Linked DNA regions of Homo sapiens: region 1 is linked to region 2. A link is a contact called in ENCODE Hi-C data. All regions are on one chromosome and are shown on one strand. Each heading gives the region's core, a stretch centred on a gene start or an enhancer-like site at or near the end of the contact. The rest is flanking DNA. Distances are from core to core; before and after follow the strand shown.

Region 1 (4,776 bases), core at 1,467-3,966, 410 kb after region 2:
CTCTTGTCTGAGGTGACAAACCCTGCCCTTCTTTTCTCTGGCATTCCAGGGCTCTGAGACTCCTGAACAAAAGGAACCTCACTTACATCACCCTCCTCTCCTGCCAGCTTAGTCTGTAGTTCTGTTTAGAAGTTTTTATTTGATTTGTTTACTTATGAGTTTTCTAGCATTTTTAATTGAGTTATCCAAATTACAGTATCATATAAAGTAGAAATGTCAAATTCTATTTTTCTGTTTTCTTGACTTGCATCTGCTGGGAAGCAGGTTGAATACATACAATGAAAAGGGTAGTAATTTAAAAAAAACAACTGGGATTATTTAATAGGTTCCACACAGAAGAATTATATTCTACACATGCCCAAGAATTATAACATTTATCCTTATATAAATTATAACTAAAATTTGATTAATTCCTTAAAACAAGTAAGCCATGGAAAGTTAATTTTAACTGGAATTATAAAATAATTTATAACTTTAATACCATTCGTAAAGCATTATTCTTATAGAAGAGGAGAAAAATCCTGTCAGAGTAGAATATTAAATAACTTAAAAATAAAAGACATAAAAATATTCACTGAAATTCACAGGATCCTTGTTTTTCTATTAATTAATAATATTCCAGATACTTTTTTAATATAAAGCTCACTAGATGTCAAAATATTATGACAAGGTACAAGAAGCTATAAAATTTCTGGAGTTTACAGGTTGTATGTCATTTGGTCCAACTCACAGAAAGCTGAACACATTTAGAATTTATTAAAATGAATTATTTTAATACTACTAACTTTATCTACAAATGGCAAGAGCAAGAAAGAGTGTGTTTAAAAGGAAAGGTTAGAAAAATAACAGAAGTAAAACAAAAATGAGAAGTTTGCTAGTTTGCAGTTTATTTTTTAAGCCTTTGAAGTTTGGAATCCTGGATGAGATACTCCATCTGTAAAGCTCTGAAATGTTAGAAGCAAAGTTTTAAAAACTGGAAAATTAAAAGACACTCATGGCTATACCAGTTAGCATTTCAATGTTTTGAATGGCCAGTGAATGTCATCTTTTCTTACTTCCAGGTAAAAACATCCATTTTCTTAGTAGAAGCACAAAAGAGTAAAATCCATAGAAAATATAGCATCTAGTTTAATGTGCCTTGAATTATGCAACTGAGTTCCATTTCCTTTAGCTTCAGTCCTAGCAATGTAAGTAAATATTGCAGCAAGCAATTGGCGGTACAGTGATGTTAAGGATCTAGCAAACTTCCACATTTTTGGGGAGTTATAATTTGGTCTTAACATTTGTTTCAGGCTTAAACTTGGCATAGAAGTTCTTGATTGGAGAGTGCATTTAAAAAAAAAATTTACAAAATAAAGTCAAAATGAGTTTTCTTGTTATTTAGTCAAAGACAGCCAAAAATAACATGATTTTGGCTGAATATGGATACTTTTATGCATTTCTATTTAAAATCAGTTTTAACTTTAGAAATGAAATGTTGCAGACTTTTGTGGATAATGAAGAGCGGGTCCAGTTGGCAGAGCTTGAACGTTTGTGCATGTGAAGTTATACATGGAGTAATAATATTTCTTACTTATAGGAAAACATGACTTCAGTGAACTTCCCCTCTGTCTAGTATAATGTTATGGACTGAATTGTGGGCCCCAAAATTCATAGGTTGAAGCTCTAACCACCAATGTGACCTTATTTAGAGATAGGGCCTTTAGGGAGGAAATTATGGTTAAATAAGGTCATAAGGTTGGGACCCGAATCTGATAAGACTGGTACCAATTTTAGAAGAGACCATGTGAGGTCACAGCAAGAAGGCAGCCATCTACAAGCCAGGAAGAAGGTGTCACCAAAAACGAACCCTAACTGCACCATGAACTTGGACGTCTATGCACCAGAACTGTATAAAAATAAGTCTGTTATTTAAGTTACCCAGACTGTGTAGTATTTTGTTACGGCAGCCCAAACAGACTAATACATATAATATATGAAGAACTAGAAGGACCTAGGATCATTTCAACTAAATATTTATATGTAATCACATTAATATCATTTTTTGTTCATAAAATTCTTCACAGAGGATCCTTTGATGATATGTTCTTTCTTTGTGTAATTTTGCAGCATTCATTCTTAACTGACTCATTCTCATGTAGTGTTTTTTAAAATAGCCATTTGCTATAGGTGATTTTTAAAGTATTTCTCTTCTTGAGTGTTTAGGCTGATGTTTCCTTTGTTTTATAAAAGTTTTAATAAGTCTTGTGTTAAAAAGACATTAAAATTAAAAAAAAAAATCATTTTATTTGATTGAATGTTGCCCAGAAACAGGTTTTAGAGTTTTCTTCTGCCCCAATCACTGTTTTGGGGAAGCAGGCAATTTCTTTTCAAATATTTGCAACTACAAAACAAGACGATGTTCATAGTTCTCATTCTACTTTCAGTTTCATTTGGGTATTCATCTAGTCCTGATTCTGTTGTCTTGAGGGGTCAACTTCTCCTGTCCTGCCCTTACTATCTCATTCTCCAATATTCTAGACTGAAGTAATATGATTTTTTTTAAAAATCCCCTAAAATTTCCTATATATGCTGTTATTAGGACTTTGTCATTCATTGAGGAAAAAAACTAGAAAGAGGAAGAAGTTTTGCTGAGTAATAGACTAATGAGGGCCCTTTGGGACATGTTGAATTTGAAGCATCTCCAGATCACCCATCTCTGGATCACGTGGTTTGGTAAACAGATCTGAAGCTGGGCAGAGGTTTGAGCTGTTGTAAATTGGAAAAGCAAGGGTGGGATGAGATCACTTAGAATCTATGAAGACATAAGAAAGCAAATGAGTATGACTAGCAATTAATAGGCAAATAGATGGGGGTGGGGAAGGGATAGGGAGATAAAACCCAAACTCTGTGTCAGAGAAACATATTGGGGTGGAGGTGGGGAGTGACAACAAAATTGTATTTGTCAGAGAAAGACCTGAGGAGTGCTGGTTTAGCTTTTTATTAACTACAAAGTCTTTGTTGACGTTAGCAAGAACAGCTTAGTGGGGCAATGGGGACATAAGTCTAGCTGTGGTGGGTAGAGGAGTAGATTACTATAGTCTGCTCCGCCAGAATGGTTGCTCATGAAAGGAAGATAAATACAGCAGGAGCTAGAGGAGTATAAAGGTAGAGGGAGGTTTATTTACTTCATTTATTTTTTAATAAGAAGAGAATTGACTGACTATATACTAAGGGGAAAGTGTCAGTGAAAAGGAAGATGTTGAAAATACAAGAGAGAAAACGCATTTATCTTCTCATTTGAGACTATGGTTTTGAATGCCCATTTGTCTTGTACTGCACTAAGTGTTGGGGATCCAAGGTTGGATTAAATTAGCATGGTTACTGCCCTTTGGGAATCCCAGGATGGCCAAAGGATTTAGATTGGTAAATGAGATTAGAATCCAAGCGGAGTCATAAGCCTCAAGAAGAAGGAGAATGAGTTCCTCCATGGAACTGGGGTAAAGTGGTCATGATGAACACAGACATGTTTATAGATGGAGGGAAGTGGGCAGGAGTTTGAGGAAGTTCATACTTCAAGGTCTTTTCTAATTCTGTGATATAGGATGCAAATCCATATGTCCAAGTGAGGAAGTTCATAGTGAAGTGCAAAATAATAATTGAAGAAAATGAGAAAATGAAGCATTATGAAATACAGGATGATCCCTGAATATAACTGGTAAACCACCTAAAGTTTGTAAACCAAAAATAACATTCTAAGCACCTCAACCAACTGAATGGACCACTCCCTTAGCCAAGGGCATTCTAAAGTAAACCTGAAAAACTAGTTCAGGCCATAATGGGAATGGGTGCTCAGACATGCCTCATTATACATTCCTCCCTTGGGAATTCAGGCGCAGATGACCAGCAATTAACACTAAAACAGAGACCTTAAGGCTGACCAAACACTCCTTAGCAGTAAGATACCAACATGACAGACAGCAGGCCCTGAAAGAAATCTAAGTATTTTACCCCAATATATTTTGCCCAAAATATATTTCTTTGACATATCCAGACAGCAGACCCTGAAAGAAATCTAAGTATTTTATCCCAAAATATATTTCTTTGACATATTTTGAAATGGCCCTGTAAAGCTGTCTCTTGTGGGGAAAATCTACGTTCTGTAGAGAACCTCCTTTCTTTTTCCAGGTCTCTTCTTTGATCCAAGAGAGAATTAACTAAGAGTCTGGTATCTTTTTAGTTCTGCTAAGAGCTCTAACGCCTGCTACCTGGAGGCTTCATCTGCATGAAAAGACCAAAATTTCAGTCTCCACACCCCCTTATATTAACCTAGACATTCCTTTCTGTTGATTCCGGGTCTTTAGATAATAACTCTTTCAACCAATTGCCCATCAGAAAATCTTTGAATCTACCTATGACCTGGTAGCCCTTCCCACCTTTCTGGATCAAACCAATGTACATCTTACATGCATTAATTGATGCCATATGTCTCCCTAAAATGTATAAAATCAAGCTGTAGCCTGACCACCTTGGGCACATATTGTCAGGATTTCCTGGGGCTGTGTTATGAGCCATTGGTCATTCATATTTGGCTCAGAATAAGTCTCTTCAAATATTTTACAGAGTTTGACTTTTTTCTTTGGCAAGTTGAAGGTGGTAGATTTTGGGACAAATCCACATAATCGTGTGAATTTCTCCTTATATTCAATGGCAAACCAAGTATGAAAGAGAAAAGGCAAAGAATTGGATTTATCTTTGGTTACAATAACACTAGCTACACTAACAAACTTAGAAATA
Region 2 (4,708 bases), core at 1,647-4,146:
TATGTAAAAAATAAATAAAAATTAAACATAAATTTCGATTGAAAGTAAAAATGCCGAGTGTTAAAAACAAATGAAAATACAGAGATGAGATTTTTAGATCCAAGTAACCAACAAGTTAACATTATACTGTCACTTCTACAGCTAAATTAACATGTAATTCTTCTAATGTGTAATGGTCAGGCAATCAAAGAATAGATAAATATACAGCATGCTGGAATGTTAAAAAAAAATTGGACTAGGGATTAGGAGACCTAAGATCTAGTCCCATTTTTGTTACATCTACCCTGTTGTCCATAAGCAAGCTAATTATTTCTCTCTTCATTTGTGGGGTTTGTACTTAAGCATCTCTAGATTTTAGATTTCCAATTATCACTAGACTTATAGGGCTACTGAAGTTGCTAATGTTGGACCACTGCACAAATTCTTCCTGAAATATACTGAGTTACATGTACTCCAAGAATAGGAACTGATATTTCCTGATGCCCCAGAGGGTGAAATGTGTCCCCTGAAGCATCATTTACCTTAGTGATTTTATTGTGTGGTGCCCATGGAAATGTTATCTAAAGAATAATGATCATGGTGCATCCTTATTTCTTTTATTAACCCAAATGATACAGTCATCATAAGAGATGAGATAGGGAAGCTATAGGACAGTAGAAATATTTATTTAATGTCCTCAAGTTTATTTTTGCCACATAAAATAAAATTAAGTTTTCCATGGAAATAATGGGTTTGAAAATTTGTGACATGACCTGACAAACTATCTCTGATAAGACAATATCTCAAGGAAAATGATTCTGAGTTCTAAACAATAAACAATTTAATTTTGGTGCATAGCTTATTTCTACATTGAAAGTTGTGTACAATTCCTGCAAGCTCCACTTACAGCTTTAACTCTACTTAAATTCTGTTTTCACAAGTACTATCCTTTCTTCTAATTTAGAAAATTAAATGAAAATAACTGTGGAAAGCAAAGTTAATTTGCTACTAATATACTTTCTTGTAAAATGTAAATTTTAAAGAAAAAAACAGAAAAACAAGTAGGCTTACATAAATACACAAAAGTTATTTCATACTAGTTTAGGTATTAAATTTTGTTAAAAAAGGAAAATATATCTTTTTAGAGGAATGATATAGCAAGTCTTCTTTAACCAACAGGTCAAACTGAGCATCACTGATAATGAGACAACTTGACATTAGGTGCTTCCTGATATGATGCAATATGTAATGGAGAAGTTCTTGTCTAAAAGAAATATTTATACTGAACAAAATGAAGCCTTTAGAGTTATCTCCCAGTATAAAGAAAATACACAGATAAGAGAAATGAGTCAGATATTACCACAAGGAAACAATCAGACAAGTTCAGAATGTGGAACAATCTAAAAGACAAGGGTCCTGTGTTTTTAAAACGTCAATGTCATCACAAAGAAAAGAATATTTGGCTGGGAAGTATGGAGAGAGGTGCTCTTTTAAAGAAAAGGACAGTAAAGAGACACAAGCAATGTAATTTTTATACATTGAATGATGATTCACACAAGTAGCTATAATACATTTTGGACATACTTAAGAAAATTTAAATATGAGCTAAACATTAGATGACAGTAGAAAATAATTATGAATTTTTATCTAAAATAATGGTGATGTTATGTAGGAGGATGTCCTTATACTCATGAGACGCAAGATGAAATATTTTAAGGTGAAATCTGTAAGCTACTTTCAAATAGTACAAACATAGACACAAATAAACACACACCAAAATACCAAAAGAGAATTGAAGCAAGTTTGGAAAAATGTTAACAATTGTTTTGTCTAGGTTGTGAGTATATTAGCCTTCATTGTACTATTCTTTGAACTTTTCCAAAACTTAAAAAAAATTAATAATAAAAAGTTGAAAAAGTTGCACAAAAATTTGAATGTATTTAATGTCACTCAACTGTACACTTTAAACGGTTAAACTGAAATTTTATGTTGTGTATTTTTGACCAAAAATTTTAAAAAGTTGGAAAAAATCTTATGTAGAGTAATCCTGTCTTAACCACAGTCAGTGTCAATAAACTAGAGGTTTTGTGAGATCTCTAATTATTCACTTAAGGTTTATCCAGAGACACAATCTTCAAGGAAACACATTCTAGACAACTAAAGAAACTACCAAGTGATTGCTCTGGGATTCTGACTTTTTCTTTTAAAGCAATGGACCAAACTGTGCATGAATAATTTCTGTCATTAGATGACACAGACAGATACTCTAGTAAGGATTCAGTAGGAATTGTTAGTCCTAGTTTATGGGTTATATGCACAGTATATGGCTTTTGGGATCTCTGCTCTATTTCTGAATTTTCCATGAGAGACAGTACTTAATATTTAGCTTGGAATAAAGAGAAGCTAAAATGAGTTAAGTATTGGAAAATTAAATTTATCTGTAAAAGAATTCCAAGTAGATATTACAAAATTTTTTTGAACCACAGTTCAGAGGATATGAGTAGATTCTAAAAGTATCCTGGGACATAACTGAGGTTCAACAAGTCAGGGCCAATGTTTCCCTAAAGACTTTTAGGCTGAAACCACAATTACAGGTCACTTTTAATTCTGTTCAGAGCTCTTCCACACACAAAGCTGTGGGGACACTATAATTCTTACTCACAGTGACTGAAAATGAAAGCCTGGTTAAGTACAAAGGGGTGTTTTCTGCCAAGCTCAATGAAAGAAGGAAGTGGCAAGGGTGGGTACAGGATGGCCAAAATTTCCTAGTCTTAACTGTGGACAGCAGGATTGCTTAAAGTTCTGAAAAATATTCCTAAATTAGGTCTTGTCACAGGAGACACACTTCTGACAAAAAAAAATATGACCTGGGAAGGATTGGGATATGGATTTGAGGTCAAAAGTGACATCTTTACATGTCAAAGTCTTAAATGGAATAATGTACTGAATTAAAAAAAATAATGGCAGTGATCTCTGTTTGGTCCTGGATTTCTGGTTGTACATATGTATGTGTCTGTATATAACTTTGGTTAAGCCAGCTAACACTTTAATGATACAGGTTTTTTAAGTGTTAAAATGTGAAAAAGGTCTTGTATTAGTCCATTATTATATTGCTATAAGGAAACACCCAAGACTGGGAAGTTTATAAAGAAAAGAGGTCTAATTAACTTACAGTTCCACATGGCTGGGGAGGCCTCAGGAAACTTACAATCATGGCAGAAGGCACCTCTTCCCAGGAAAGCAGGAGAGAGAATGAGTGCCAGCAGGGGAAATGCCAGTTGCTTATAAAACCATCAGATCTTGTGAGAACTCACTCACTATCCTGAGAACAGTATGGAGAAAACTGCCCCCATGATTCAATTACCTTCCATCAGGTCCCTCCCGTGACATGTGAGGATTATATGGATTACAATTCAAGATGAGATTTGGGTGGTGACACAGCCAAACCATATCAGGTCCCTAACCTATAAGGTTGTTGTAAAGAGAAAATGAAATATTATATATAATATAATATTTATAAATGTAATATATAATATTTATATATAATATGTAATATATAAATTATTTAGTACAGTGCTTTAGTTATTAATTAGTACTATGCACAGTAAGTGCTCAGTTAACATCATCATTGTTTTTAAATCATCATCATAATCATCTCAGACTGACGCAGTTCAACCTTGTAACCACGGTATGGAACAACCTGAGGGAGACCAAGGGCTGAAATAAACTCACACGTAGTGGGTGAGCAAAGAATATCATGACTAGGCTAACAGAAAATATGACCTCTAGAATCTAAGATAGCAGTTTAAACCAGAAGTCACAAACTCAAATGCCTAAAAGAAGCTAGCAGGTACTATGCATGAGTAACTCAAGGGTGATGGTGGTATCACTATATGTGGTTAGTGAAGTCTGTGTTAATCTAGTAAAAATATGCCCCATCTGAGGAAGCAGCTGCAGTTTAATTCTGGATGACAGTTGAGATGAGAGATCTTTTTTTTTTTTTTTTTTGAGACAGAGTTTCACTCTTTTTGCCCAGGCTGGAGTGCAATGGCGCGATCTTGGCTCACCGCAACCTCCGCCTCCCAGGTTCAAGCGATTCTCCTGCCTCAGCCTCCCAAGTAGCTGGGATTACAGGCACCTGCCACCATGGCCAGCTAATTTTTTTTTGTATTTTTAGTAGAGACGGGGTTTCACCATGTTGGCCAGGGTGGTCTCGAACTCTTGACCTTGTGATCCACCCGCCTCGGCCTCCCAAAGTGCTGGGATTACAGGCGTGAGCCACCGCGCCCGGCAAGATGAGAGATCTTATAAGTTTAAAGAAAATTTCAAGTCCAAGATATTTTGTGGGAAATTTTTTGTTTCTGAAACATTGACACAATTTTACATACAATTGTGCAGGCCAAATAAACAATTCTGCAGGCAGATCTGGTCCAATGACTAATTGCTGATCTCTGGTTTCTGGCTTTTTACATCATACCTATCTAAGATTAGTACTGGTTCTAAAGATTGGGGTGAGATTGAGCCTCTGGGTTGGGGACAAGTAGACCAGAAGAGTGTTGCTTAATGGAGATATAATACGATATGAGCCAGCAATGTGAACCACAGATGTATTTTTGAATTTTCTAGTAGTCGCATTAAAAACAAATAAAAAGAAATAGGTAAAATTATTTTAATAATGTATTTTATAACTCAAAATATCTATCACATTATTATTTTAACATGAAATAAT

Evidence for each region. A loop is a pair of places that touch in the nucleus more often than their neighbours do. Pooled maps may share reads with other maps.
Region 1: a map with no recorded cell type shows a loop between it and region 2 (3-fold over the local background). The contact joins two enhancer-like sites. A Hi-C loop is called at or near these places in 2 of 37 single-sample maps with no recorded cell type and 1 of 50 pooled maps.

What each region holds. Positions count from the first base shown.
Region 1 is chr4:80,460,656-80,465,431 of GRCh38, reverse strand. All of the region lies in intron 2 of CFAP299 (cilia and flagella associated protein 299), which reads right to left. Among named protein-coding and RNA genes, the nearest start is that of CFAP299, 130 kb to the right of the region's middle. Within about 2 kb of position 2,716, at least 4 of the 41 ENCODE cell types and tissues checked have a DNase peak (open chromatin) inside an H3K27ac peak, as active enhancers do.
Region 2 is chr4:80,874,944-80,879,651 of GRCh38, reverse strand. All of the region lies in intron 4 of CFAP299 (cilia and flagella associated protein 299), which reads right to left. Among named protein-coding and RNA genes, the nearest start is that of BMP3, 150 kb to the left of the region's middle. Within about 2 kb of position 2,896, at least 3 of the 41 ENCODE cell types and tissues checked have a DNase peak (open chromatin) inside an H3K27ac peak, as active enhancers do.